Regions from separate parts of the Mus musculus genome. Here region 1 is linked to region 2. A link is a loop called in an ENCODE intact Hi-C map of the cell type or tissue named here. Cell type or tissue: heart. All regions are shown on one strand. Links, peaks and the distances in the headings refer to the core of each region. The heading gives the core; the rest is flanking DNA. Region 1 holds the start of Gm11837 (predicted gene 11837). Region 2 holds the start of Pip4p2 (phosphatidylinositol-4,5-bisphosphate 4-phosphatase 2).

Evidence for each region. Peaks named below come from ENCODE experiments on the same cell type or tissue, not always from the same donor. Only the 100,000 strongest peaks of a DNase experiment are listed, where the experiment ranks them.
Region 1: it touches region 2 in a loop (2.1-fold over the local background); 4 of 42 quality-filtered maps call a loop at or near these places.

The regions. Positions count from the first base shown.
Region 1 is chr4:14,914,980-14,930,854 of GRCm38, reverse strand. Pip4p2 (phosphatidylinositol-4,5-bisphosphate 4-phosphatase 2) reads right to left here. Exons shown (of 7, transcript NM_028264.4): 7 at 15,595-15,875. Gm11837 (predicted gene 11837) reads right to left here and starts at 214. Exons shown (of 6, transcript NM_001243100.1): 1 at 85-214. In heart, for the core only: a CTCF peak has its summit at 8,670 (motif pointing right); a DNase peak (open chromatin) is centred at 8,684.
Region 2 is chr4:14,856,858-14,872,732 of GRCm38, reverse strand. It overlaps Pip4p2 (phosphatidylinositol-4,5-bisphosphate 4-phosphatase 2), which reads right to left and starts at 8,514. Exons shown (of 7, transcript NM_028264.4): 1 at 8,296-8,514. The coding sequence starts at 8,401. In heart, for the core only: a CTCF peak has its summit at 8,478; DNase peaks (open chromatin) are centred at 8,022 and 8,542; H3K4me3 peaks cover 2,513 bases; H3K27ac peaks cover 3,033 bases.

The DNA of each region.
Region 1 (15,875 bases), core at 5,345-13,344, 58 kb before region 2:
GCCTCCGGCCCTCCTGCCCGCGACCCCGCGGTGCCCGCAGCCCACCCGGCGCCGGGTCAGTGCGGGCGGCCTCCCCTTACCTACCGCCTCAAGACCCAGGAGGGTTTCCGGCGCGGCGTCGCGGCGCTCAGCCCAGACACGGCGGCCGAGCGCCCGGCTGCCGTCGGGGAACGGCTCCCGCCGCGCGTCGCCTCGCGGCCTGGGTCGCCGCGGCAGGCGGCTGGGGGCGGGGCGGGGCGCGGGCCTGGGCGGGCGGGGCTCCGGGGGCAGGACCGTTAAACCGGCGGCGCGCGAGCGTCGGGCCGGGGGCCAGGGGCGGCGAGCGAGGCGCGCGCACGGCGGGCGGCGACCTCCGGGGGGGCGGGGCGGGGCGGGGCGCACGGGCGAGCTCGCCCTCGACGGGGCGCCCGGGTGAACCGCCTCGGACTCCGAGCTCCGAGCTCCTTCCTCGCGGGACCGCTAGACAGCCGGTCTGCGCGGCGTGGTGGAGCGGACCGGTGGGGTGCGAGCCAGCCCGCCTCTGTGAGGGAGGCCGACGCGGTGGGAGAGGCTGGGTCTGAGGAAAGCCCTGTCTGTGACCCAAGCTCTGGAGCAGGCGCCCAAATCCTTTGTTTCCCCGGTTAAAAGGGCTGGCAGCAGCTCTACCTAGTAGGTGCTGTGGATTCCAGCTGTCGACAAGGATGGTTGTTGAGAAATGGAGCCCAGCCAGCAGGCATACACATTTTTATCATATTACTTTTCTGTTACTGTGTCCAAAAACAAACAAAGCACACACACACACACACACACACACACACACACACACACACACACACCTAACGGGACGGTCTGTTTGGCTCACAGATGGAGGGTATAGTCTCCGATGGTGAAGAAGGTATGGCAAGAGCAGAGGCAGCTGGTCCTATGACGCAGAGGTGAATTGAACACCAGCTCGCTTCCATTCAGTCAGCCCTGCGAGCCTTTCCCAGCCTCATCCCAGTCCAGAAACTCCCGCAGCCGTAGCCAGAGGTTTGTTGCCTAGGTGATTCTAGATCTCAGTTGACAATATCACACTCTGCAGATTACAGGCCTGAAAGCTTCAAATTAGCTAGTCAAAGTCAATTTGAATACAAATCCATTCTTTGCCATCTTTAGTCTCTTGTGATTTTTTTCACCTCAGCATGTCTATAGGCCTGTGACGGAGGACATAAAGATGTGTGTGTGTGTGTGTGTGTGTGTGAGAGAGAGAGAGAGAGAGAGAGAGAGAGAGAGAGAGAGAGAGAGAGAGAGAGAGGCAGACAGACAGGCAGGCAGACAGACATGGGGTGATGGCAGGGTACAGACAGCCCTCACAGAACTTAATACAAAGGGACACAAAGTCAGTTTTGTGGTCTGGGTAAGTACTGGATAAGTAAGTACTGGGTAAGTACTGGATAGGCAAGTACTGGGTAAGTACTGGATAAGTAAGTACTGGGTAAGTACTGGATAAGTAAGGACTGGGTAAGTACTGGATAGGCAAGTACTGGGTAAGTACTGGATAGGCAAGTACTGGGTAAGTACTAGAATAGAACATTCAGGAGTACAGTAGAAAGACAGCTGACACTCAGGCCTTAGGCAAAAGTGTTCCTGGGAAGGCAATGCTTCGGTTGTTTCAGTTACCTGGAAGAAAAATGGAACTACAAAGAAAACAATATTTTTAGTGCAAAGTAAGCAGAGACAGACAAAGAGGAAAACTAAACAAGATGTGATGCAAATCCGATTCTGAGCCTTTATTTAATGGTGGACTTTTTTTTAAATGTATATGAGTACACTGTAGCTGTCTTCAGACACACCAGAAGAAGCCATCAGATTCCATTACAGATGGATGTGAGCCACCATGTGGTTGCTGGGAATTGAACTCAGGACCTCTGGAAGAGCAGTCAGCGCTCGTAACTGCTGAGCCATCTCTCCAGCCCTTAATGGTGGATCTTTTAAGTGACATTTTTAAGGCTTTCAGACAAATGACATGATCAAAATTGATTATTTAAGAGAGCTTTCTAACTGGTACGAATGGTAGGTGTCGTGGGTAGTAGGAGACATGGAAACATAGGCCATTTGTAGACATTTACCAACACTACAAAAAGAAATATCTCTGCATTAAGGATGGAAGATTATTATATTTAATATTCACATATATGAATATTACATTATCTAATTATAGATGGAAGGGAAGAGATCCTAAGAAAGAAATAGTACAGTTTATGGCAGTTTGGACAGGAAAGGAGAATATGATACTAGGATGTCTTGGGTTTGTGACCCAGGATGAATTGAGTCAGCAGTGATGGTATATATATGTGTGTGTGTGTGTGTGTGTGTGTGTGTATATATATATATATATATATATATATATATATATATATGGACATATATGAGAGGTAGGCTTGGGAACAGAAATGAGTTAAGCTGAGACTTACATAGATGAGACTATAATGGCATGTTTAGTTTGTAATATCAAAAGTTATACAGAAAATGTACACTAGTACAATATAGCATACGCATACACATATTTCATAAGCATTATAAATTGGAGAATTAAGAAAAATAGAGCAGTTTAAGAAACTTTAAGAAAAACTTGCACATTTCCAAAGAAAGCCACTGTACCTGAATCACTGAAAATTCAGGGCAATAACAAATTTTACTCATTTAATTGAAGTTCTTTTTTCCCTAATTTGAAGGCTAAAGCACATCTAACCAGAAGGGAACAAGACCCATGAGCTGACAAGTAGAGTGTGGTATAGGTAGTGGAAGTGTTCCTATGAAATCAAAGAATTACAAAGAAAGACACTGTTGGAGGGTCAGAGGTTAAAAAAAAGAAAGGCCCATAAAAGGCCCTGGAGGAAAAGTAAGGTCTGAGAGAATGTTCAAGCATAAAATAATGTTTTATCCATTAGAAAGTTATACTCATAGAAATACAAATGGATATATATTTAATTATTATATATTGTATATAATTATGTAATATATATCACACACATATAAATGAAACAGGAATCGATATGAATAACAGCAATTCAATCCTACAGAAGCATAAAATACAAATGATTGCTTTGTTGTGGCACATTAAATAAAGATGAAAGATCTTTTATTCTTTTATACCAAAATGCATTAAAGGATTTAAGGCTCAATGTGATCATCTGGAAAGTGGAAGGGTGGGGAAGAAATTGGGGAGATGGTAGGAAGGACCCAAAGTAAGACAGATGTTTTTTACAGACACCCAAGTGATGCTTAAGAAACCTTTGTACAAACAAGTGTGTTCCTGAAAGAAAGTGCATGTGGCTAAGAGCAAGCACGGACAGATGCAGAGGGCATGAGGAGGCATGAGGAGTTAGAAACTATTGACTTGGGCACTGCGGTGAACATAAAAATAAAGCTTTCTGGTTTCTCTGAGGAGGCACAGGACTCGGGAATAAAGGGAAAGGAAGATCTAAAACTGAAAAGGACAGATGTCCCAGCAGAAGCAAAGAGCTGTGAGTCTAGAGCCCAGATTCTCAAGATGTGCGCTGGAACCCATTCGTCACCCAGCTAACTGTGGGGGCTGAAAACAGTTGGCAACAGCAAGTGCAAATTGAATGCATGATGACCAAAAATTCTTTCACAATGAAATACTATCTGAGGCGTGTCTGGTAGTACTCACCCGTGGTGAATGGTTAGCTCTACCGTAGCGTCGGTTCTGAGCACAGCGTGTGTACACGGCACTCTGCAGGCCATAAAGGCACACATGTCAATGATCTAGACTGCTGTGTGCTTTGGGTTCTTGTTCTTTTACTGCACAGAAACGTTTTCTGCTGTGGGGGACTGGAGAGACGGTTCAGCAATTAACATGTACTGCTCTTGCAGAAGACCTGGGTTCAGTTCCCAGTACACCCACAGCCACAGCAGGCAATTCACAATTGCCTGTAGCTCCAGCTTCATGTCTGATACTTTTTGGTCTTGCCAAACATGAGCTCTCAGATACACAAACCAACACATAAACACATCCCCATAAAAGTAATATTAAAGTTTTCTGCTCTTATGTATACAATAGCTAGGGAGCATGCATAAAATAAATGTATTTTAATTATATTGCATTATAATTTTTATTTTACATTTTGAGTTGCTGGATAGAGTTGTATAGAACATTATTCACAGGCTGCTGAGGTGACTTAATGAACAGAAAGCACTTATTTTTTAAGCATAAGTGCCTAAATTTAGATCTTTGGGAGTCACATAGAAGCCAGGAGTTGCCAAGTGCTCCTTTAACCCCTACACTGGGGCACTGGGCAGGGGAGGGTGTAGAAAGATTGCTGCCATTGGTGGCCAGCCAGCTTAGACAAAAAATACAAATTCCATGTTCAGTGAGAGACCCTGTTTCAAACGGATAAGGTAGAGAGTAAGAGAGCAAGATGCTTGACACCATTCTGTGTCTTGGTGTGGACCAGTGCACACACCTGCACACACACATACAACACACACAAGCCAATACTTTGTCTTCATAGTAGGACAAAATTGGCAAGTTTTGAAATGACTCTTAGTATATTTCTGCCATGCTGTACTATGTAATTCTGCAAGCCAGCATTCTGTTGTCAGTATTGACAATAATGGAGTCAAATATGATCGACTAGAAATGGTGATGTTCTGGTGGGAGAAGGGAGGGGAAAAGGGGAACATGATCAGGTATTGGGGGGCCAGGAGTAAGACCCTGAAGGCCAGCAGAATGAATGGAAATATGCAACCTTGGGAGGTGGGGGACCCTCTAGAATGTACCAGAGACCTGGGAAGTGAGAGATTCTCAGGACTCAAAGGCAGTTGATGAAATGTCCAACAGTGGGGAGAGGGAACTTGTAGAGTCCATCTCCAGTAGAAATATAGGGCATCAAGTAGAGGGATGGGTTGCCATCCCATAGGCAAAAACTCTGACCCAGAATTGTTCCTGTCTAAAAGAACTGCAGGGACAAAAATGGAAAAAAAAAAAAAACAGACTGAGGAAAAGGTGGTCCAGTGACCAGCCCAATTTGGGATCCATTTCAAGGGGAGGCTCCAAGGCTTGACACTGTTATTAATGCTATGGTGTGCTTACAGACAGGAGCCTAGCTGCCCCCCCAAGAGGCCCAACAAGCAGCTGACTGAGACAAATGCAGATACTTACACCCAACCAATGGACTGAAGTCAGGACCCCTATGGTTAAATGAGGAAAAGGCTGGAAGAAGCTGAGGAGGAGGGCAACCCCATAGAAAGACCAGCAGTCTCAATTATCCTGGACTGCGAGATCTCTCAGATTCTGAGCCACCAACCAGGCAGCATACACGAGCTGGTACGAGGCCCCTGACACATGTACAGCAGAGGATTGCCTGATCTGGCTTCAGTAAGAGAAGATGCGCCTAACCCTCAAGAGACTTGAGGCCTCAGGGAGTGGGGAGACCTTGGGGTGGGGGGAATGTTGAGGACATCCTTTTGGAGATGGGGGAGGAGGAATAGGATGAGGAACTGCTGGAGGGAGGATCAGGAGGGGGATAACAGCTGGACTGCAAAAAAGATTAAAGATAATTTTTTTAAAAAGAAAGAAAAGAAAATGTTGATGTTCTGTGGCATGCATTATCAAACATTCAAGTTTTAAATTTTATGTAAAACAAGCACATCCATCTCATTAATGTGAAAATCACTCCCTCACTAATAAATGGTAAATTTTTATGTGTTTTAAAATAAAATTCTTCATGTTTTACGTCAGTAAATGTTTTATTTGTGAATTTACTCTATATACCTATAGAGTCAGTATCATGAACATTTCTCAGGAGAAAAGGATTCATAAGCAGAAAACCTTTCAGTGGTTCTGGTCTCGACTGCAATACGACTAAAGCATTCACGTTGACAGTTAACTCGGTATCATGTGACAAGAATGGAAACCACAGTCTGACATCCCCATTGACTGTGAAGATGTGAACAGAGACTTGTGGATGACAGGCAGGCGGTAGGCAGAGAGGGAGCTACATATAATGAATAAAGCAAGCGTGACTGAAGAGACCAGAAGAAAAGCATCACATGGGCTTCTGTCACGCATGCCCTGTTACAAAAGGCTTCAGTCTGAAAAGTCTCCAAGATCGCTCAGATGCCCAACACCTAAGCCAAAGACGTACTTGGTATGGAAATACCAGACATCCCAAGGTTTTAAGAACATGTTATTGATACACTAGGGAGCTGTGGATAGTTTTAATATTTTTACTTGTGTATGTTCACTTGCACATGCATGCTCACACAGGCATGTGGGTGCTCTCAAGGGCAGAAAAGAGTGCTCATGAGTTGTTCAACATGGGTGAGCAAACCTGTGTACTGAAACAGGTTCCAGGCCTTTGGAAGAGTTAGTACTCTTAGCCACTAAGCCTTCTTTCTAATTCATTTCCATAGTTTAAATCCAAACATTTGAACAGGAATAGGGCACTCAAAGTGTTCAAAAAAAAATTCAACGTTAGCAGAGTCTGTTAGAAAGCTACCTCAGAGCCCGGCGTGGTGGCGCACGCCTTTAATCCCAGCACTTGGGAGGCAGAGGCAGGCGGATTTCTGAGTTCGAGGCCAGCCTGGTCTACAAAGGGAGTTCCAGGACAGCCAGGTCTATACAGAGAAACCCTGTCTCGAAAAACCAAAAAAATAAAGAAAGCTACCTCAGCCAAAGCTTGACAAAACAGGGCTGCAGTAGATCAAAACTCTACCTGCAAAAGTGGCAAATGATGTCAGCGTTTGGAGGCTGATTATGGGATGGATCCCTGGGTATGGCAGTCTCTAGATGGTCCATCCTTTCGTCTCAGCTCCAAACTTTGTCTCTGTAACTCCTTCCGTGGGTGTTTTGCTCCCAATTCTAAGAAGGGGCATAGTGTCCACATTTTGGTCTTCATTCTTCTTGAGTTTCATGTGTTTTGCAGATTGTATCTTGTATCTTGAGTATTCTAAGTTTCTGGGCTAATATCCACTTATCAGTGAGTACATATCATGTGAGTTCCCAGGGCCTAGCAAATATAGAAGTGGATGCTCAGTCAACTATTGGATGGGTCACAGGGTCCCCAATGGAGGAGCTAGAGAAAGTACCCAAGGAGCTAAAGGGGTCTGCAACCCTATAGGTAGAACAACAATATGAACTAACCAGTAACACCCCCCCCCCCACCAGAGCTCATGTTTCTAGCTGCATATGTATCAGAAAATGGCCTAGTTGGCCATCATTGGAAAGAGAGGCCCATCGGTCTTGCAAACTTTATATGCCTCAGTACAGGGGAACGCCAGGGCCAAGAAGTGGGAGGGGGAGGGGAGGAGGGAGGGTATGGGGGTACTTTTGGGATAGCATTGGAAATGTAAATGAAGAAAATACCTAATTAAAAAAAAAGAAAAAAAAGTGGCAAATGATACACCCTCCATAGGACACGTCATTAGCTGCATCTGACACAGTACTGTCTAGAGCATTTCAATTCAAGTGGCGCACATTTAGCAAAATATAAACAGGATAAAACTTAAATGTCTAAGTCAGCATGTAAAATTAACTGAAGACATTTACAGACTTGTTTTTAAGCATGTTGGGCTCTTCCATAACTATTTTAAGTACCATTACAAAAAAAATAAATTCAGTTATATTGTTTAAGGCTCAATCCATGTCAGTTTTCTCATACCTAACAATATTTCCACTCAGTCTTCCTACTATTTAGTTATTAAAAGAAAATATGTTAAATAAATTAAATAATTTATATTTGATGTGGTTGTATATTTCAATACATTTTTGAGCTTTATTATGTTGGAAAAGCTTTCAATTAACATTCCCATTAATTTCGATAAAAAGAGGACATAAGACCCAAAGTCATTAACTAAAATGTGAAGTGCAGTAAAATCTCATACAGTAGAAGGGAGGTGAGCTTTGAAAACTGCTGTCATTTAGTGGTCTTCACCAACTTACCCTCTTCAGAATCTCATGGGTGTGGTGGACATTTAATGTGTGCATACATGAACACACATACATATACACAAACACACACACACATATGAATATATATTCACGTATGGGGAGGGGGGTCAATCTGGTACACAGTATTTTAAACAGACACATATCAGAATCACCTAGCAGTGATTGCTTTGTAGAGTGATTTAAAATCAGCCTTGGAAGGACTCCGGGAGAGCATGTCCGTGCTCTCTGTAAAACAGAAAGGAGCACGTTTCCCTCCTTACCTCCTGTAAATGCACAGCATGTTTTGAGGCATTAGAACAGTAAGCACTTGCCTGTGTCATTGTTAAATTCTTTTCTTTTCTCCTAAAATAACAGATATGTTCACAAAAGATTCTCAGAAGAACCTAATCAGAGCTGGTGAGATGACTCGGTGGGTAGAAGTGCTTGCTGCACAAGTTAGATCTCAGGAGCCGAGCCACAGAATCATGAGGAGCAGTACTGACTCCCAAAGTTGTCCTCTGACCCCACCACATGCATCATGACACATGAACGAACACACAGACACACACACACACACAGAGACACACACAGACACACAGACACACAGACACACACACACACACACACACACACACATCCCAATAATAAAATACTTTTTAAAAGAAAATGTCTAGTCAAAAGTTCATTTTCCCCTCTAAAGCAAATGGGACCTTTAGCACTTTGAGCAGCAGGGGGCGATCGAGTCCTTTGTTTGTGCATTAGGCACTAGGAGGCGGTCTTTCTGCAAACATGCCAGCCCCAGGCTCACTGGGCACTGAGACATGCTGCACACAGAAAAAAGAAGTGATAATATAGGGCATACGGTCTCACAATTTAGAACTGATGGCAAATTTGTGGTGATTTAAGACCAAGCTTTAATATGTATAAAAATCTAAATGAAAGTATGGTATGTGTGTTCATATCATACTTACTGACTTGTAAGTGCAAATTTTGAAATTTTCAACTATTAATGTAGTTAAAAATGTTTTTTTTAATTTTTTATTAGGTATTTAGCTCATTTACATTTCCAATGCTATATATACCAAAAGTCCCCCATACCCACCCACCCCTACTCCCCTACCCACCCACTCCCCCTTTTTGGCCCTGGCATTCCTTTTTTTTTTTTTTTTTTTTAAGATTTATTTATTTATTATATGTAAGTACACTGTAGCTGTCTTCAGACATTCCAGAAGAGGGCATCAGATCTCATTATAGATGGTTGTGAGCCACCATGTGGTTGCTGGGATTTGAACTCCTGACCTTCGGAAGAGCAGTCCGGTGCTCTTACCCACTGAGCCATCTCACCAGCCCCCTTAAAAATGTTTAAATCAGTCTCTCATCATCCAGAGGAAAACTTTTTTTATTTTTTCCTTAGTGTTTAGAGTTTAGACATATACTTTCCCTAAAGGAGATCAAAAAACAAGGATTGTATTGTTTATGCTGTGACTAGGTTCAAACGATAAACAATTTATATTTTTATTCATTTATATTTTATTGTTAAAAATAAAAAACAGGAGCTGGCTCAGCAGGAAAGAGCACTGACTGCTTAACTGAAGGTCCTGAGTTCAAATCCCAGCAACCACATGGTGGCTCACAACCACCCGTAATGAGATCTGACGCTCTCTTCTCGTGTGTCTTAAGACTGCTACAGTGTACTTTTTATAATAATAAATAAATCTTTGGGGCAGAGCGAGCAGGGACTGAGCAAGCAGAGTTGACTGGAGCGAGCAGGGTCGACCAGAGGGAGCAGGGTTGACCAGAGCAAGACAAGTTCCTAAAATTCAATTCCCAACAACCACATGAAGGCTCACAGCCATCTGTACAGCTACAGTGTACTCATATACACAAAATAAAATTTAAAAAATATTTAAAAATAAAATAAAATAAAAATAAATTTAAAAATTATTAAAATAAATTTAAAATATCATTTAAAAAAGATATTTATATTTTGTTTCATGTTATTTATTTATTTATTTGTTTGTTTGTTATTTTTGACAGGTTCTCACCATGTATCCCAGGCTGGCCTGGATTTGCTATATACACCAGGCTGGCACAAAGTTCACAGTCCACCTGCCTCTGCTTCCCAAGTGCTGGGATTAAAGTTGTGTGCCACCACACTTGGCTTATTTCTCCTCTTAGGAACTGCTTCTTCATGTCTTGAGACCCTTCTTGCATCTCAGAGATAGATTCAACTATTTTGAAAAATACCTTCACCAATTTGTCTTTTGCTTTTACTTGTAAATATTTTCATGCACTATTTTTGGATGGGTGTGTCTTTGTTTTGATCACTTCCCATACCAGTCTTTTACATGTTTTGCTTTTAGGTACTATTTGGATTTTTTTTTCATTAACCTTAGATTATAATATGTACCTAAATATTGTAGTTCAAAATACCAAGTATTGCTCTTGCCCTGCTGCACCTGCAGAGGCCACACTGCAGCTGGGACACTGGCTGCAGGGAACCCAGGAGAGAACCATCCAGCTCAGGGAAGGTCCAGACAGGGCCTCCATCCAGCTCAGGAAAGGTCCAGGCAGGGCCTCCAAGCGCAAGTAAAGGCAAAGTCCCCTTAAAGCACACCCAACTGTGGTAAACTGCACCCTGTTCCCTGCACTCCACTTTCCAGCCGATGACTGTACCAGGAACACCAGATAAGAACCCTGCCCCCAACGCCATCCACGCCTCTCATCCCCTGTCTGCCAAATTCCCGTAAAAACACACCCAACAGTTTTTACACAGTCCCCTGCACTCCACAGCTCTACCCGGTTTTTCGGAAGCCCACAGGTACGAGGAACACCAAGCAAGACCCCACCCCAAGCCTTTGGCCACAAAGTCCCGTTAATACACACCCAACAGACTTAAACGGCACCCCATCCCCTGGATTTTATTTTCCAGTCCACAACTCCATGTGCTTTCCTGGAGGCCACTCTGGCACCTGAGACTCCAGGCCACACTGGTATTAGGTACCCCAGAGGCAAGGGCAGCATCCAAAATCCTAGAGGACACACCTTCCTGGACCTGAAAACTCACTAGCCACTAGAACTCCAGGCCAAAAGAGAGAGAGGAAATAGAACCTAAGGAGGGAGGGGGTGTCCAAAAACCACCCATCCAACAAGGATAAACTCAGAAATCAGCCTCTGAACTTATACTCTTCAAATTACTCCACAAAATAAAAACAAAAGGAACACTGTCAAATTCCTTTTATGAAGCCACACAAAGGCTCGTCCAAGAAAGAGAATTTCAGACCGATATCCTTATGAACATTGATGCAAAAATACTTGCAAACTGAATCCAATAACCCATCAAAAACATCATCCACCATGATCAAGTTGGCTTTATCCTAGAAGTGGAGGGATGGTTCAACATACAGAAATCGATCAATGTAATCTACCATATAAACAAACTGAAAGAACAAAACCACATGATCATCTCATTAGATGCTGAAAAGCCTTTAACAAAAATCCAACACCCTTTTATGATATAAGTCTGGGAGAGATCAGGAATACAAGGCATATATCTAAACACAATTAAGGCAATACACATTAAGCTGATACCCAGCTTCAAAATAAATGGACAGAAACTTAAAGCAATTCCACTAAAATCAAGGACTAGACAAAACTGGCACTCTATCTGTACCTATTCAATATAGTACTTGAAGTTTTAGCTAGGACGCAAAAGTGAGCCCCAAAATTCTACCAGAGAACTCCTCTATCTGATTAAAAAAAAAAAAAAAAAAAAAAACAAACCTTCAGCAAAGGGGCTGGATATAAAATTAATCAAAAAAAAAAAAAAAAAAAAAAAAGGCAGTAGCCCTCCAATATACAACTGGTAAATGGGCTAAGGAAGAAATTAGTGAAACAACACCCTTCACAATAGCCAGAAATAATATAAGATATCTTGGTGTAACTCTAACCAAGCAAGTGAAAGACCTATATGACAGGAACTTCAAATCTTTGAAGAAAGAAACTAAAGAAGATAAAGAAGATGGAAAGATCTCCCATACTCATGGATCCATAAGATTAACATAGTAAAACTGGCCATCCTACCAAAAGCAATCTACAGATTCAACACAAGTCCCATCAAAATTCCAACAGAATTCTTTACAAACATTGAAAGAACAGTACTCGACTTCATGTGAAATAAACAAAACAAAACAAAAGGCCAGAACAGCTAAAACAATCCTGTACAATAAAAGAACTTCTGGTAGTGTCACCATTCCCGATTTCAAGCTGTACTACAGAACAAATGCAGACAAGTTCAGTGGAATAGAAATGAAGAACCAGGAGCAAATCCACACACCTACAGACACTTTGACAAAGAACCAAAATTATACAATAGGAAAAAAGAAAGCAAATGGTGCTGGTCTAACTGGATGGTTGCGTGTAGAAGAATGCAAATAGATCCATGCCTGTCACCCTACACAAAACTCAAGTCCAAGTGGATCAAAGACCTCAACTTGAAACCAGATACACTAAATCTAAAGGAACAGAACATAGAGAATAGTCTTGAAAGCGTTGGCACAGCAAACAACTTCCTGAACAGAACACCAACAACCCTGGCACGAAGATCAACGATAAATGGGAATTCGTGAAACTGCAAAACTTCTGTAAGGCAAAAGACAGCATCAAAGGAAAAAACGGCAGCCTACAGAATGGGAAAGATTTTCAACAACTCCGCACATGACAGAGGGCTGATATCCAAAATATATAATGAACTCAAAAAATTAGACACCAACAAAATAAATAACCCAATTAAAAATGGGGTACAGATGTAAACAGAGAATTCTCAGCAGAGGAATCTCTTATAGCCAAAAAGCACATAAAGAAATGTTCACCATCCAAAGTCACAAGGAAAATGCAAATCAAAACAACTCTGAGATCCCAACTTACACCTATCAAAATGGCTACGCTCAAAACCTCAAGTAACAGCTCATGCTGTCGAGGATGTTGAAACAAGGGGAACATTCCTCCATTGCTTGTGGGAGTTCAAACATATACAACCACTTTGGAAATCAATTTGGCAGTTTCTCAGAAAATTGGGCATAGTTCCACCTTAAGACCCAACTATGCCACTCCTGGACATATACCCCCCAAATGCTCCACTATCCTACAAGAACACTTGCTCAACTATGTTCATAGCAGCTTTACTCATAATAGCCATAAACTATATACAACCTAGGCAGCTTCAGAATGGATAAAGAAACTGTGGTAAATTCACACGACGGAGTACTACTCAGTTATTAAAAACAACGAAATCATGAAATTTTCAGACAAATGGATGGAACTAGAAAAGATCATCCTGCATGAGGTAACACAGACCCAGAAAGACAAGCATGGTATGTACTCACTTATAAGTAGTTATTAGCCATAAAGTATAGGCTAACCATGCTATAATCCATAGACCCAAAGAGGCTAAGTAACAATGAGGGGCTAAGGCAGGATGCTTGAATCTGAGAAGGGGAAACACATTTGACATCAGAAGTGGAGGGAGGGGACTGGGTCAAGGAATGGTTGGGGGTGGGAATAGGAGGGGTGAGGTGGAGAGGGGATGGAAGGGGAGACTGTAGGGAAAGAAACATCCTAGCTAGAAACCCAGGACAATGGAAATTCCCTGGAATCTATGAGAGTGATCCTAGCTAAGACTCCTGGCAATAGGGGATAAGGGATCTGAACTGGCTATCACCTATAACCAGGCAAGACTCCTAGCATAACTGTCATCTGAGAGGCTTCACCCAGCAACTGATGCAGAGATGTGGATTGCTGTCTCTATGCAGGTGAGGGCAGGCACAAGTTAAGGCTAAAGCCTGTGACTGGACAGTGGGAAAAGAAGGTGGGTTGAGAGTTTGAGAGACAAGTACAGAGACAGAGAGACAGAGAGGCAGACGGAGATGAGGAGACAAGATGGAATCTATAAGAGAGGAAGAGGAACCAGAACCAAGCAGTCCTCGGAGCCATAAGTACTGGGGACTTCTTAGGTGATTAAATAGTAAGTACGGTGTGTTTGTCCCATCTAAGTGTGCAGCTTGTGTTTATAGCAGTTGAGTTTTAAGTTCTTTATGTGGGTGTTTTGTGGTTGAAAATTCACTGATATAAGTCTGACTGATGAATAACAAGCCTCTAGAGTTTCAATTTTGCCAGGTTACAGGGATCAATGACAGCTAACAACCGGATGGATGGCTGGGAATGTGAGCAGGATCTGCCGCAGGAGTAGGAGTAGGGTAGCTGCCACATGGGGACCATGGAAACCCTGGTGGCAGGAACTGTGATAATGAAACATGGAGCCACAATGTAGGTAGCTGGACACCCCCCTCCCATTTAGGTGGCAGATTGGATCCGCCACTGCAGGGTTTAACAGAACAGCTTACAAAATTAGGATGGTAGCTTCTGTGCCCGGCAATTGTGTTACCTGTTGATTCTAAACTAAGATTGTGTGGTGTTTTCCTTCATTCGGTGACTCAACTGGGTTCCAGAGAAAGGTACGGCAGCAGGGCACCCCAGCCAGCCTTGGGAATTTGGAAGCATGGGGCGGTCATGGCCACAGCCCGCCATGGAAACTTCGCTAGCCCGGTGGAGAGATTTCGGAGCTGAGTTGGCTTGTGTTGGGCTGAGGACAGGCCGGCCTGTCTGCATGTTCCAAGCCAGCGGTAGCATGGATTGCTTTTTTAATATTTCATGCAACACAGAGACCCACAGCCAAACATTAGGTGGAGCCTAGGGAATCCTCTGGAAGAGTGGGAGGAAGAACTGAAGGAGCCAGAGGGGTCAAGGACACCAAAAAAAAAACCTGCAAAATCAACTAACCTGATCCCATAGGGGCTCATAAAGACTAAATTGCTACCCAGAGGGCTACCCAGACATGGGATGGACCTGGGCCTTTCGTACATGTAACAGTTGTACAGCTGAGTCTTCATGTGGGATTCCTAAAGTAAGCTTTAAGCTTTAAGCTACACAGCCTGCCTTTCTCTTATCTGGATGCCTTGTCGCCTTGTCTAGCCTCAACAGAAGATGTACCTAGTCTTACTGCAACTGGATATGCCAAGTCTGGTGGACGCCCATGGGAGGCTTCCCATTTTCTGAGGAGAAGGGGAAGAAGTATGGATGAGGGGAAGGGAGGAAAGGAGAGTGGAGGGGCTAGGCAGAGATGAGGGAGAGGAAGCTGTGACAGGAATGTAAAGTAAACAGACAAATTCATAATAATAATAAAATACAAATAAATACTGACCCAAGTATATATAAGCACTAAAAATAATCCAATCCCCCATGCATATTCATTCTTTCCTTACCAGGAAGGTATCCAAGTGGGGATGAGCATATGAACAAACTGTCACATATATCCATCCCATAGATACATTCCGGAAGGATATTGTCAAATAGCATAGAATACAATGTGAGAGCTGTTACAAAGTACTGTCATTAAGACAAGACACTGATTATTTTATTCTGAATATACAGTGTGCTAACAATACCATAGCATACCAAATAAAAATATTTAAAACATAGTAATGAAAACAGAATAAAAAAGATAAAGGAACATTATCCAAAAATGGTCTGTCTTCCTTAATATGAATATTTCACAGCAAGATCTCAAAGTAAATTTTGGAAATAAAATCTAATTTTTTAGGAAGAAATAGAACAAAGTGATTTTTGAATAATAATCTTTATTAGCATATTTTCAAAGGTACATAGAATCCTGAGCTACTTCATTTATACATTTATCATTTTCTCTTTGAGGTGTAGCTGACTCCGACTTTGCATTAAGTACATTTTCATATTAATCAGGAACATAAATAATTTAGAACATTAGTCTTGTCCCTTGGAATCACCTACTAATGTATTCAGGGCATCTCATTGTCTAATTCTACAATGTGAAAGAGTTTAGACCACTGACTCTCAAGGAATTCCTTCTAAACTGCAAAACTGGGCAGTG
Region 2 (15,875 bases), core at 5,132-13,131:
AGATTACCAACCTTGGTTCTTCAAGTATGCAGGGAGATTCTCCAGCCCATCAAGTGGGTCTGGATGTTTTGATTCATATAATATGGTTAATTAAACACCCCTTAACATAGGTTATACAATTATTTCCAGGAATAGAGTCATACTTGTGCACACTCTAAACACCCTAGTTTTATTTCAGAAGGAAATATTCATGCTGATGCATTAACCTGCCCAATTTTTACTTCTCCAGAAGAAAATTGGGAAGGGGCGTGCATTCGTCAATACAGATGGAGCAACTAAAACATGGATTTCTCTTCAGCTCCTTCAGCACTGGGCCAGCAAAGACACTGGCTGAAGGCAAGAAGACAGTGGAAGTCACCAAAAAGATAGTGAACTTCTAGTAAAAGGGCAAAGAGAGATATCAGATACCATATCATCAGAAGTAGAGTCTGTCCACCTGGGCCCAAGTTGGGACCTATGCAATGCAGGAGCAGTTACTTTATTGATTATGCTGTGTTTATGAGTGGACCTTGAGACCATAATAGGCTCATCCATTCATCTTGGAAATGGACTGGATTTAACTTTACCTTGGAATTTGAATCACATCCCATTTGTGTAGGACATCATAACATTGGTCTTCCTATTAAAGGTTATATATGGACATATATTCTACAAGATACTAGAACTGAAAATCACATGGGTCTCTTTTCAAGATATTCTCTAGATTTTTCTGATCAATACAGTAACATAACTAATAGACATAGTTTGGATCTCTGTTCTTGTTGGCAGAGTATTGCACACAATGCTTTCATTGTTGTGTATAGGCTACTAATGCATCAAATGACAACTAGATTTATGTACAACATCTCAAACCAAGACCATTCTGGATATCCTGCATTTAAAAAATAAAAAGGAGAGCTAGAAAGATGGCTCAGCGGTTAAGAGCACAGACTGCTCTTCCAGAGGTCCTATATTCAATTCCCAGCAACCACATGGTGGCTCACAAACCATCTGTAATGGGATTCGATGCCTTCTTCTGGTGTGTCTGAAGACAGAGACAGTGTACTCATATAAACAAAATAAATAATTCTTTAAAAATAAAAATAAAAAAGGTGTTAGGTGTGGGCAGTGGTAGTACAAGCCTTTAATCCCAGCACTTGGAAGGCAGAGACAGGCAGATCTCTGAGTTCAAGGCCAACCTGGTCTATATAGTGATTTCCAGAACAGCCTGAATATACAGACATCTTATCTAGAAAAAACAAAATGAATAAATAAAAATAAATGCAAAAGTAAAAAAGGAGGTAGATGTTGGAACATAGTTCAAAATGGAGTCCTGCAAGGGGCATTTTGCATGCTTGTGAGAAAATTCCAAGAAACAAGAGTCTTGTGACCTCAGTTTCTTAAAAAAAAAACACTGAATTATTCTTGGAACGTGCTTTGGATTTGAATGTTCTTGGAACTGTGCCCCGTCTTCCAAGGTATAGTGGCTAGGACTGAGTTTACTTCAGCTGTTGTTATTCATATGCCACATATGGCTTGTCCTTGTGGTTGAACAAAGGATTCACGTGATTCTTCTTAACCCTCAGAGGATAAATTTCCTGATGCTCTAAATGAAGTTGACCACTGCATGAAACTTCAGTATGTCTCATTGTTAGGCCTTGCATGCTGCCAACTAAAGCAGTAAACACTCAAGCAAATGGATTTTTTTTTCCACCATGACACTTCTTCTTCATGGAAGTGTGCATCACAGGTGGATGGCACACGCCCTGGCACACTCCTGTGGCCCTGAGGAGCTCTGAGTCGATGCTCATGTATTTAGCTCTGGCCAGTACACGAACAGCACGTTCTGGGTTTCAAGTCAGGCCCCTTAGTTCTAGGCTCATAGATCCTGTAAATCAATTCATGTCATTTCTTTTTTGGATATTTAGAAGCACATGAGGTGCCTCATATCTAAAGCTAAGTTTGGGATCTGTCTTCTTGGAAACTTGCTCCTTTTCTGGTGTTCTCTGTTTTAGTGCAGTCAGAGAAGTCATAGAGTTGCAGAAGCAGAATTCTTGGAGATCCTCGTCATCATCCTTGCACTCCCAGTAGCTGTCCATCGACAAGGTCAGTTCCATCTTCCCTTTGATTTGCTTTGGATTTGGCAGCGCTGGGAACTAAGCCCGAGGCTTTTCTCTTCTACTCAAATCGTCTGCCACTGGGTTTGATCTCCATCCCTTTGTTCATTGTTGCATGTGTTTTTCGAGACAGGATCTTGTTAAATTGACTTAGCCCCCAAACTACAGTTCTCCTGAGTAGCTGGAATTATAGGTATATGCCTCGATGCTTAGCTTTAGTCTCCCTCCTAAACCTCATCTCTTGGCTTTTATCCCTACATATAACCTGGTTACAGCAAAATTAAATTTGTTGGAATTATTACTGCATTCAATAAGACAGTTATCCCTATATACTCTGGTCAACCATCTAATTTATCTATTTTATAGAGTGATTTAAAATAGAGATCTGACACACTATTTTTGTTTAAAGAAAATACCCTTCATATGGCCTGTAATGCTCTCAAATCAACTCATATTCATTGTAGGGTCCCTTGGTGCAGCAGAACAAATCACTCAAAAATATAGTATCATAAACAGCAATTCTGTGAGTTGTTCAGCATCAGTTTGGGATGTTGTTACTTACAATCTCTTCTGTAGACGTAGTAACAGTTTGGCTTTAGTTAGTGTGATTTGAAGACTTGTCTGTGTAGTGTTATCCAAAACATTGACATGTCTGAAGGTTGGTCAGACACTGTTCTTTTTTTGTGGGCTTTTTGAATGGTTGGTTTTGGCTTTCTCTAAGCATGACTGTGTCCAGTCATCCTATTTCTTACACAAGTTACTTTTTCCAAAGTGCAATAATGTCCAAAGCAAAAACGATAATGTCTTCTCATTAACATCTAATCTCATTCAGCATATCTCCTACCTTATTCTGGAGTCTAAACCAAGTCATGGGGTCAGTCCTCATTGAAAGGCGGAGGCTCTATAACACTTGAATGTCTGAAAACAAAGTTATTATGAGGCAAGGAAATCTATGGAGACTATCAACCACACCTACCTCTCTAATCTCATTTTGTAGCACTTGTCCTACATTGCCCTATTTCTACTTTAGCAACATTGGATTTCCTCCCCTGATCCCTCACCATTCCCCATTCGGATACTGTGGGTTTTTTTGGTTGTTTTGGGTGTGTGTGTGTGTGTTTCATACTACTTGCTTTGCATACAACGTCCATCTGGATAACTCCTGTTCCACCTTAGATTCCAATCACAGCTCAGGAAAGCCTTTCTTGTCTCCCGTAGCCAGGTTAAATCAATGAATGTGGTCGAGGCACTAAACATGTTGCAAATATGGTCCTTGTCCCCTTTGCATTTTGTGTTTCTGTGGATGATTGTGCAATTCGTCCCTATTATATCATAAGAGAAAAGGAACCTAGTCTGTTTTTCCTTTCCTACCACAGAGCTTGGCTAAAATGCCAGGATTGGTTGAAGAATGAATGAAAGAAACAAGCCTAGAAGACCCGTCTCTCTGTTTATAACATAGTATCTCCCTTTCTGAACGATATGCAAGTACATAAGCCCATTCCCATTGTCAATACTTAGACAACCTGGAATTCGAAACATAATTTATACAGAATTTGTAAGGTGAACTATTAATTTTTGCCAACTTGACACAAAATGTGGTTGCCTGGGCAGAGGGAACCTCAGCTGAGGAATTGCCTCCCCAGGACTGGTCTGCGGGCATGCCTATGGAACATTTTCCTAGTTAATAATTGGCATGGGAAGTATCAGCCCACTGTGGGCAGTGGTTCTGCCATTAGGCAGGTGGTTCTGGGCTGCAGAAGGAAGCAAGCTGAGCGAGCCACGAGAAACAAGCCAATGAGCAGCACCCCTCCACCAATTCTGCTTCAGAGCCTGCCTGCAGATTCCTACCTTGAACGCCTGCTCTGGCTTCCCAAGCTGGAATAAACCCTTTCCTCACAAATCGCTTTTGGTCATAGTGTTTTATTACATCAAAAGAGAAGCAAACTGGGATGCAAATGTAAAAGTTCTATCGTTCTGCCATATATTGTCTCAAAGGGAACCATTTAATCGATCCAAACTATTCAAGTTTATAGTACTTTTCCCCCTACTTTCATTTCAAATGAAACTAATATCTATTTTTTTAATTGCTACGCCTTAACATAAGCTGGCTTATTTTTTTTCTTTTTCCAGTTTTTATTAGGTATTTTCTTCATTTACATTTCAAATGCTATCCCGAAAGTCCCTTATACACTCCCCCAACCCTGCTCCCCTATACACTCACTCCCACTTCTTGGCCTTGGTGTTCCCCTATACTGGGGCATATAAAGTTTGGAAGACCAATGGGCCTCTCTTTCCACTGATGGCCAACTAGGCCATCTTCTGATACATATGCAGCTAGAGACACAAGCTCTGGAGATACTGATTAGTTCATATTGTTGTTCCACCTATAGTGTTGCAGACCTCTTTAGCTCCTTGGGTACTTTCTCTAGCTCCTCCATTGGGGGCCCTGTGTTCCATCCAATAGATGACTGTGAGCCACAAGCTGGCTTATATACCAGAGTATTGTAGTCAGGAGAGAAGCTACCCAGTATTGATATTGGGGACCACCCACATTCTACTCAGAAACTCGGGTGGATAGTTTCAAGGATGTCTTAGTTAAGGTTTACTGCTGTGAACAGACACCATGACCAATGCAAGTCTTATAAAAGACAACATTTAATTGGGGCTCGCTTATAGGTTCAGAGGCTCAGTCCCATTATCATCAGGGCAAGAACACGGCAGCATTCAGGCAGACATGGTGCAGGAGGAGCTGAGAGTTCTACCCCTTCATCCAAAGACTACTAGCAGAATACTAACTTTCAGGCAGCTAAGACAAGCGTATTAAAGCCCACACCCACAAGTCCACACTTACTCCAACAAGGCCACACCTCTCAACAGTGCCACTCCATGGCCCAAGCATATACAAACCATCACAAAAGACTGCATAGAATTCTTCTTGGGCAAAACCTAATGTCCAATGCTAAATGTTCTCCACTATATTATTAATAGCCTACCCTGAAATAACCCAAAAGTCACTATTTCTTCTCAAGAGATAGGAATGATAATTCACGATCCTTAGAAAGTGATGCAAAGAAGGAGCTGATGAGGTGGCTCAGTGGTTAAGAGCACATACCTCTCTTGTAGAGGACCCACATGGGACTCCAGTTCCACGGAATCCAATGCTCTCTGCCAGCATCCTCGACCACCTGCACACACATGCTGCACATACACACACACACACATGCTGCACACACACACACACACACACTCACACACACACACACTCAGGCACATACACATAAGATAAAAAAATAAATCTTTAAAAAGAGTGGCACAAAGCAATGGATTATAAAATGTTGTGGTTAAGCCTCCTCCTCCTCTTCCTCTTCCTCCTCCTCCTCGCCCTCTTTTTAACCTATTAAACATCTGAGTAATTAGGATATAAAGACAGTGAAGCTGATCACGTGTTTACTACGGAAGCATGAGGACTGACGTCTGGATCCCTAGAACACACATAGAAAGCTGGGTGTGGTGGTGCACACTAGAACCCCCGGCATGAGGAGTAAGAGGCCGGAGGACCTGTGGGCTTTGATAGTCATCTCGAATTGCTTAGTCAATTAGCTCCAGGTTGACTGAGAGACTCTGTCTCAAAAACTGAATTAGAAAATGACAGAGAGACATGATTGTGGACCTGTAGCACTTGTACACACAAACACGTATAATACACACACACACAGAGTTTGAATAATTATAGTTGGTATCGTAAACTAAAATTACCCACCAAAATGTATATTCAATTTCTAGTCACTGGTTTTCAACTAAAAAGCTTACTATTTGCAGCTATTAACAGAATCTGATGATAAAAGAAGTCTTAAAATCTGAACTGCCAGAGATTAGTGTCGAATACCTTTAATCCCAGAACTCCAGAGGCAGAGGCAGGCAGATCTCTGAGTTCAAGGCCAGCCTGGTCTACACAGTGAGTTCTAGGACAGCCAGGGTTATACAGAGAAACCCTGTCTGAGGAAAAAACAAAAACAAAACAAAACAAAACAAAAGCATCTGAACTGAATCACTCTGGAATTTATTCTTTCTCTCCACTACCTGAGCTCCATAAAGGCCCAGTTTTAGTCAGCCTGACTCAGAGAAGTGTAGCATGTGACATACTGTGAGGGCCCATAAAGTTCCTGAATGAATGAATGAATGAATGAATGAATGGGACAGTGTCCAAGATTTAGAACGTGTGTATTACTCAAATAGTTGTTAGTAATCAAGAAAAGATACTGTCATCATGCGAATAAAATGACTTTGCTTGGGCTGGTGAAATGGCTCAGTGGGTAAGAGCACCCAAATGCTCTTCCGAAGGTCCAAAGTTCAAATCCCAGCAACCACATGGTGGCTCACAACCATCTGTAACATGATCTGACGCCCTCTTCTGGAGTGTCTGAAGACAGCTACAGTGTACTTACATATAATAAATAAATAAATCTTAAAAAAAATGACTTTGCTTCTCATTTACGTTTCTTCCTTCATAGATGTTATCCCATATATTAGTGTTTTAAATATCTCCATCGTTTCCAAAAAAAAAATTATTGTACTCTTAGGCCAAAGGAGTTAAAAGATCTTTAAGTTAAGAGATCTTTAGAGTAAAATGACTTCTTTTCAGTGCTTGATTGGAAATGCCACTCTCTTTGTAGTTTGAGGAATCTGATCAAATTAAGGAAATCTATAGAGAACAATGAAGTCTATGCAGGTCCATATATATATATACATATATATATGTGTGTGTGTGTGTGTGTGTTTGTCCTAAACACAGATTGACTAAAATAAGGAAAAGGTATTTCCATTACTTCAGTCCAAACTCAGTCCCTTAATAAATCATCAATTTTATTCCATAGACAAAAATTAATAAAACTGAAACACTCATTCAGGAACCTGTGACTAAGGATTAGATAGTACAATATTAATATCAAATGGCCAGTAAGGGAAATCCCCCGACTTCTGGCCAACAAGGGTCACTTGTACGTTTTCTGTGTGTCAGTTCCCTTGGACTTTGCCCCTTTCCTCTCAGGCTGTCAATCACTCTGAATTACTCCCAGCTAACCACAGTTTTCCTTTGTTCTGCTTCTGTTTATAGATTGAGACCCAGAATGTTGATTTTCAAGTTATAAAATGTTAAAAAGAAATGTTAAATGCCAGACAACTTCAACCTGTTGTAGTGTTTCCCGCCCCCCCCCGCGCCCCCCCCTGCCCCATTTCAGACATGAACTTAGAAGTTGTGTTACAAGACACGTGACCTGCTTATATTCCCAAAACACTATTAACTTTGGCCTCCTTGGGTTTTAAACTTCATTCACATCCAGCCAAAAGAGCAAGATGAAGTAAGGTACGCTTGCACGTGCCATATTTAATGATCTCTGTAAGGCTTGCCTTCCAGACTACCGTAGTAAACACTCCCAAAGACTTTGAACAAAGACAGTGCTTGAATAAATCGAATCCTTTGGTAAAGAGACTTCTCCTTCACCACACCATTTCTCCAAATCCCTTTTTAATTCTACACTGAAAAACAAAACTAAAAATATATACGGTATAAACTTGGGGAACTTTTTAGAAGTTAATTTCAACCTCACCCAGACATGCATTTAAAAAATTCCTCCTTCCTAACGGAAGGCTCTTCATTCACCACTGAAGCTATGAAACACACTCCTTACAGGCAGCAATGCCCGTAGCTTAGGAATTTCGGACATATTAGGGATAAACTCTGTTGCTTCTGGTTAGGCAGTTCCCTGCTTGCACTCCGGGGCCGAGTGTAAGGGACTAAGATGTTTCCTGCTGAAGTCCTCTCAAGGGCAGATGCCAGGGTGAGCAGTGCCCCGTGTTTTTCAGCAACCGAAAGCACTTGTGAATGACTGAAGGATCTGCACCACCGCCCAGCTGCACTTAGGGGCTGCTTTGGAAACAGCAGCTCGGAGCTTGGGAAAATTCATGTCCGATCCTGAAGCTGGGAAGGAAGTGTTCAAGCACACACTCCACACCACAAGCAGCAGCAGCGAAGCCCTGCAGACAGGCTTTCGGGTAGGCAGGCAGAGCCTGGGAAGGCATCCTTTTCCCCCAGCCCAAGGGAGAAGCTCTCCTCCGCCTCCGCGCTAGAGCTCCCCGGCATTCATCCTTCCATCCTTCCAGACGTTTCTGCGAGAAGCAGAAAGGTCTATGCCGGCCTTACCTCTGGGGCTGCTTTCCTGCAAGTACGGCGGGGCTGTGGGAGTGACATTTCCCGAATGGGATGCTGACAGCAGAGGCGAACGTTCGTCCACCCCGTCAGCAGCCATGACTGCAGCGACAGCGCGGCGGGCCGCGGGTTGAGCTGGGCTGCGGCTAGGGAGGAGGTGGTGGCCAGCAATGCCGCCGCGCCGCCGCTACGGCCTCCGGGAGGGCCCAGGATGTGTCACAAGGCAGGAGGCGGGGGAGGGGAGGGTGCGGGACCGCGAGGCCGGGGGAAGGGAAGCACGCCGGGAGGCATGCTGGGGGAGGGGACTGGAGAGGAAAGAAAGAGCCCGGGAGGAGGAGGAGGAGGAGGAGGAGAAGGAGGAGGGAGGGAAGAAGTGTGGAGGGAAAGCCAGCCAGTCTGAGAAAAGGGGAGACGGGAGGACTGATTAGGAAGTGGGGGAGGGGAAGAGATCAAGTAAGCAAGAGGAGGGGCAAAGGGAAAGAGAGGGTGAGGAATCTTTTAAACTAAGGGAACCGAGGATAAAGAGCAGCTTTGAGAGGCACTGAAAGGCCTGTACTGGATTACGGGCAAAACCAGAGCAATCAAGTTCAGCTCCTCCAGGAAGTAGGAGAGTCTAACTTGTCTGGTAAACTTTGCAGCTGGGTGAAGAAAACTTATTTCTTGGGTTATCATTTTCTTCGGAGAGGTTTCTTCTTTGTTATGAACCATAGCTGAGAATCTGTTGTCTGAGAAATGTTGGTGCCTGCGCATTAGGCTTTCCTCTTTTCCTTGATTTTTTTTTTTAGGAATAAGAGTGCTGACATTTGATTTTTGGCACTTTAAGCATAAGTGTTAACTTTTACAACTTCCGTTTTACAAAATAGACTGTCATTTTAGTTTTTGTAGAATAATGGGGCTTTTTTGTATAATGTAAAAATTAAACCTTTTTCCTACAAAAGATTTTTCTTTTTTTAAAAAAAGGTCATTGTACTGAAGAGCTAGCACACTGATTAAGGTGCTCACTGATCTTGCTTAGGTCACAAAAGCCAGTTCTCAGCACCCACATTTCGTGGCTCACAAACCACCTGTAACTCTAGTAAAAGGAATCCAATACCTTCATCAGGCCTACATCAACACACACACTCACACACACAGTTTTTTTAATAAATGTTTTTAAATACTCAACAGACTTATTGTCTTATTTTCTATTTACATTTTTGTTACCCTTTTTTGATGTTTTGTCATTTGATTCCAATGCGATTTACATTTTTTAAAAAAACAACAGAAACAAACCAAAGTTTAGAACACATCCAAATAAAAATGCAATCAGAATAATAGCTTTCCTGCTGAGGTTCTTCTGAGTGACTTCGGAAGAATTATTTACTCACCTTCCAGGTGTCCCCAAGTATCTAGGGTGTGGTCTCCATGCTCAAGGTGGCTGAAAAGTCCCACAGTGAAATAGCTGTACCGGAGATTGGGAGTTGCCCCTTACATTTCAGTCCGTATAAACAGCAGACATTCGAAACTACTCAAATCACATTTAGGATCCTCAAGTTGCTCTCTGAAGACATACTCTTTCTTCCTGAATCTATAAAGTACCAACTGGAAACCCTAAGGGAAGGTAAAGAACAATGTTTTCTTTCATGTAGCATCTTTGGGCGGCCAATAACAGGAAGATACAATGCAATATAAAGATCTTATTATGGTGTGACCCCTATGAGAACTTAGATGGGTCTCCAGTAGACTGGGGTTTGAAAACTCACGATGTGTCACTCCCAGCAAAAAAAAAAAAAAAAAAAAAAAAAAAAAGAGCTTATCCGTTGAAGAATGAGTACCAGTACCTCACAGTAAAGATCGCTGAGTTGAAGAAAATTACAAAACCAATTCACAGAACCCTGCTTTTACCCTAGTCATGTTTTGGATTGTCCTGCAAAGGCTTGTATGTAAAAGACTGGTTCCCCGCAGAAACAGTACTGGGAGGGGTTGTCAAAGGTTAAGAGGAAGAGCCTTTGGGTGATCAAAGGTGTACACCCTTAAAAGAAAATGCGTTGCTGTCTTGTATCCCATACGTCTCCACACTTTGCTTGCTCTGTGATGAGAGGCCGAGTTACTCCCACCGTTGATTTTCTCTTTGCCATCTGAAGCGCTCATCAGAGGACAACTTCTACCTTGTACTTGAATTGCCGGAATGAGCTAAATAAGGTATTTGCCTCCTGTGTTTGTTTGTAGTGAGGCAAAGTTGACAGTAGAGCTCATGTTCTGTCATGCCACCCCCTACTCCATTTTAACAGTATATTTACAGTTGCATTATCCTCCTACTGTCTATCTCCAATTGACAGATGAAGTCAGAAGACAAAGATCTTTTGGGGAGAGTCCTTTTTAAATTTTTGATTACCTCATTCCCCCTTTTCTTTCCTCCTTCAAGTCCTCCCACACACTCCTCCATTCCCTTTCAGATTCATAGCCCCTTTTTATTTGATTATTATTATTGCATATATATATATACATATACATAAGTGTATCAATACAGCCAGCTGAGTCTGTTGATTGTATGTACACAATTTCAGGCCCTATCAATTGGTATTATATAAACAGTGGCTCATTCCTGGGGAAGACTAGTTCTCCATTGACTATAGTTCTTCGTCCAGGAATAGGGTCCTTTGAGATTTCGCCCTTCCGATTTAATATGTCTGTTACTGTTGTCATTGTTTGACATATTGTTGAGGAATCATGGGTGTAGATTCCCTGTCATTTCTTTTTTTTAAATTAAGATTTATTTATTATTTATATGTAAATACATTGTAGCTGTCTTCAGACACACCAGAAGAAGGCATCAGATCTCATTATGGATAGTTGTGAGCCACCATGTGGTTACTGGGATTTGAACTCAGGACCTTTGGAAGAGAAGTCAGTGCTCTTAACTGCCGAGCCATCTCTCCAGCCCCTTCCCTGTCATTTCTAAGAGATATAATTTCACTGGTCCTCTGGGTCCTACAATTTCTCTACTCCCTCTTCTGACATGTTTCCTGTCTTAGTTATGGTTTCTATTACTGTGAAGAGACACCATGGCCAAGGCAACTCTAATACAGAAAAACATTTAATTGGGGCTGTCTTACGGTTTCAGAGATTCACTCCATTATCATCATGGTAAGAATTGTGACAGCAGCAGGCAGGCAGGCATGGTGCTGGAGAAGGAGCTGAGAGTCCTACATCTTGATCTAGCAGGTGGCAAAGGGAGACTAGCTTCCACATTGGGCAGAACTTGAGCATAAGAAACCTCAAAGTCCACCCCTCCCAGTGACACACTTCTTTCAACAAGGCCATACTTACTCTAGAAAAGCCTCCCCCACTCCTAATAGTGCAACTCCCTATGAGCCAACCATTCAAACACAGGAGTCTATGGGAGATATTCCGATGCAAACCACTATAGTCCCTGAGCCTGGGGTACAGAGGTTGTATTGCTTCTATGTGGAGTTATAGCCCTCGGGGCTGGGTACTCCACTAACTATTCTATTCTGTAGACCAGGCTGGCCTCAAACTCAGAAATCTGCCTACCTCTGCCTCCCAAGTGTCACCACTACCCAGCCCAGTCATATTTCTAATGCTTGCTGTAGGAGGTGATTCTGATCCTAAGGTCTTATTCCTCAACTGGTTCTTGACTGATTAATAAAGATGCAAGGGACCAACTGTTGGATGGAACAAAAGAGGCAGGACTTCCAGCTCCCTGCAGGCACACCAAGAAACCAAGAAGAGGAAGAGGGATTTCTCCATACTTCAGAGGGAGAAAAGTTTAACCTTGTGGGTGGAATGGCCATAGGCTGCTTCCCCAGGTGGGAGATTAGAAATGCAACTAAGGCAAGGGTAGTTTGGGGTTGTTGAACAAGGAGAAGGTAACTGGGACACTAAGCTAAGGGTAGATTAAGAAGTGCTGAGCTAAGAGTATTGGGAAGGGCACGCTACCCACAGGAGACTAAAAGCACCCAACAATTGAGCCAATAAGCCAGGTTGAAATTGAGCTGTGTGTGTGTCTGTGTTTTTCATCCGCGGATCCAATACTCTCTGGGCAGGGGCTGGTAGTGCTGTCCACTCAGAGCTTAAAGTCGGGTAGTAGGAACTACATGCAACAGCTTACCACCAAGATATGAGCACCACAATTGCACCTTTTGGAACATCTTCCCGTGGCAGTCATTGTTGTGGTTCCTAGATGTCACCTCTGGGTAGGGACTATTCATTGTTTTTCTCACTTTGGCAGCTTGTATAGCACCCCCCCTCAAGTACTATGAAAGCTAGTCCTTGAGGAGGAAACAGCCATATGTCTTGTATTCACAATATATCTCCAATGTCTAACATAATATATAGCACATTAACAAGCATATTCTATTTGCCAGACAAATAAGGAAATGATTGAATAAACAAATATTGTATAATCCCAGAGCCTTAATAAAAGTCTTCAGCATGAAAAAGTCTAGAGCAAATCTTGGGATATAGCTTAGGTGATAGAGTACTTACTCACTGTGCACAAGGCCCAGGGTTCACTCCACAGTACTACATAAACTGAGGGAGGTGGTGCACTGTTGTAATCTCAACCCTTAGGAGATGGAGGCAGCAGGAACAGAAAGAAGTTCAAGGCCAGCCTCAGCTACATAACAAGTTTCAGGCCAGCATGGACTATGTGATGAGATCCTGTCTTAGGGTAAGAGTGGGGTTGTCCCCTGTATTGATTGTATAAGCTGGCTGAAACCTCTTGGGATCAAGCAGTCCTTCTGTAACCTGTCTCAGCCTTTAATGTATCCCTGAGACTACACGTGTATACCACTGTGCCTAGATCATTTCATGACTTAAAGAACAATCCTGTATTGCATGGGCATATGTGCATGCACAGGCGAGTGCCCACAGAGTCTAGAAGCTTTGGGTCCCCTGAAGCTAGAATAATTTGTAGCTGTGATCTACCTGACAGGAAATATAATTTGGATCCATTGCAAGAGTAGTATGGGCTCTTAAATGTTGACCCATCCTTGAGGCCTTTCATAACTTTTTAATGAAGATGACAGTATTGCTATTTAACTTAACAATATGTTTTTATTGTTGCAATGTGTCTCTACAACTATAGTTGTACCTATAGAGGGATACGTTTGAAGAATTTTTCCTCTTTTATTTCACCATAAATCAATCCAGAAAGCTATTTTGCTTTACTTTGTCATATGGTGGCGTCCCCATTCAACTTAGAACTTATTTGAAGCTAATGCCAGTTACTCCTTCACTGTAAAAGATAGTAGATCTATGGAGGTTGCATTTACAGTAATACCAAATCAGACAAAAAAAAAAAAATCTCCTAGATGGACATCACTTCATTCTAGTTTCAAGATAACACCATGGCTTACAGTTACTCGATAAAGGTTAAGTAGCACTCACAAGTTCATGATATTTCATTTTTATGACAGGTGACATCTTTATTCACAAGAGAAGCCAATGCATCAGCTATAATGAGAGGTTTTGCTCACACAAGCAATGTGACGTATAGTGTAACTGGACTGCCACCCTAGTTATTTGCTATATAGCAAAGCACATCCAAAGCCAGTTGCTTTACACAATGTGACTGGTTGCACATAATTGTCTGTAGGTTGATTAGGTGACTAGACTTGCATCAACTTAGCCAGCTAAGCTTAGCTGGAAACTTTGCTTATAGCTGGTTTCAGCTAGGACATCTGAGGTGGATGGACATCTCCTCACAATCCTTATGTGCCTTCTAGTATTAAAGCTCTACTCCAAGAGGAAGCCACAGTGAGAGTGCCGTTTCCAACACTGTCACTTTTACAACATGCTTTGGCTGTCAGCGGCTTTCGAATCCTACCTTTGACTCTCGGTTGGTCAACTAGTGATCACCCTTCCTCTTCGAAGTTACAAGGCCAGTGGAGGAATAGGCACTGTTTCTTGGTGGGAGGACCAGCAATCACATCGCAAAGGGGCATGGAACATAAGAAGACAGGATTGTTGAAAGCCATTGTACAGTTATACGACTGTTTACCCTTTATTTACAATGGTCTGTGTCCCACTTTAGGAAAAGACAATTAGATTCCAACTAATGAAATTCTGCTGTGTCCATATTATGTTTTGAAAGTCCTTAAAGGAACTTACATGGAGTATTCATTAGTCCCCTTTGCGAGGTATAGAAGTGGGAACAGTGCAGCACTTAAGACGTTGTGCAAGAATCCACTTATGAATTAAGGAGTTAGTGCCATCTCCAGATTGGATCTGTCGTGGAAGCCAGTTTAGCTCTGTCTATTTAGTGCATGTGACCTATTTGATACTTTGTGCAATTCCTTAGACCTCTGTAAGTCCCCACCAGCAAGTTATTCTGCACCATGCACGGGCCCTCAATGTCTAGCCTCAAAAACATGAGCCAACTAAATGTTTTGTTTTTTAATTTTATTTTTGTTGGTTTGTTTGGTGCCAGTTTTCCAGTTTGTGGTACTCTGTGATAGAAACATAAACTAAGAAAATTCCCCAAATCTACTTTGTACATTGTGTCGCCTAAGCCAAATCCAGGTCCATACAGAGCTCTTTGGTATGTATGTATGTATGTATGTACGTATGTACATGTGTAACTATGATTCCACAGTTCAACTGCTTGGATAGAACAGGATTCTGAAATGTACTGGGGAACAAGTCACTGGTTGCTTGTGTATAACAGTACAGGATTCTCCTTCATGAGGATACAATTCTGCGTGTTCTGGTATTCCATTTTCTGTCTACTGCTTCCCCTCACTCTTGGCCTCCCACTGAACCCATGCTTTTCTGTAAGATATGTTACACTTGATACTGTCTCTTTAAGTCCATATTTCTATAATTTCATTGAATGTAAAATACCCTCTATAAGCTCATAGGCTGGAAATCCTGGTCCCCAGCTGCTGGTGTTCTTTAAGAACGTTGTTGCATTTTTAGGAGGTGGTGCCTTGTTGGAAGAATGAGTCACTGGGGGTGGAACTCGGTGTTTTATGAACTCATTCTATTTCCTGTTCACCTTCTTGTTGGAAGCAAGAAGAGATCCTTGCACGCACAGATCACCAGGGAAACCAGGAATGTTAAGCATGCAGGATTATCCTTTGAAAGGAAAGGCTGTATAACCTGTTTTTTTCCCCATTCTGAAAGCTGGGAATTGGAGGTGAATAACAGCCTGGTGATTTGTGTTATCTGTAGAGCCAGACCATAGCAAGCTTCCACAAACAGGACCAGAAGTGTCCAAGTGTCCTAAATGACTCTTCCATTATCTGTATAGCTAGGAGCTCCCCCAAGCACTCCAAAGGACTGGAGGTGGCTAGTAGCCCAAATGACCACTGTGTTGTCAGTTTGACAGAGATCAGACCAGATCCTTCCCTGGGCCCTTAAGCCAATACATGTAGCCTATCTCTAGAAACCATCTTCTTGGAAAAAGTGGCATGTACTTTGGGCTGAGTTTCAATGTAATTGGGCTTCCTTGTGCACCAGAAATTGTATTACAACAGGAAAAATGTTTCCCCTCAAATTGTACTATTTAAATATGCTGGCAATAAATCTCCTGACATTAGACTCGAAAAGTTTGATCCAGCCTGGCTAAC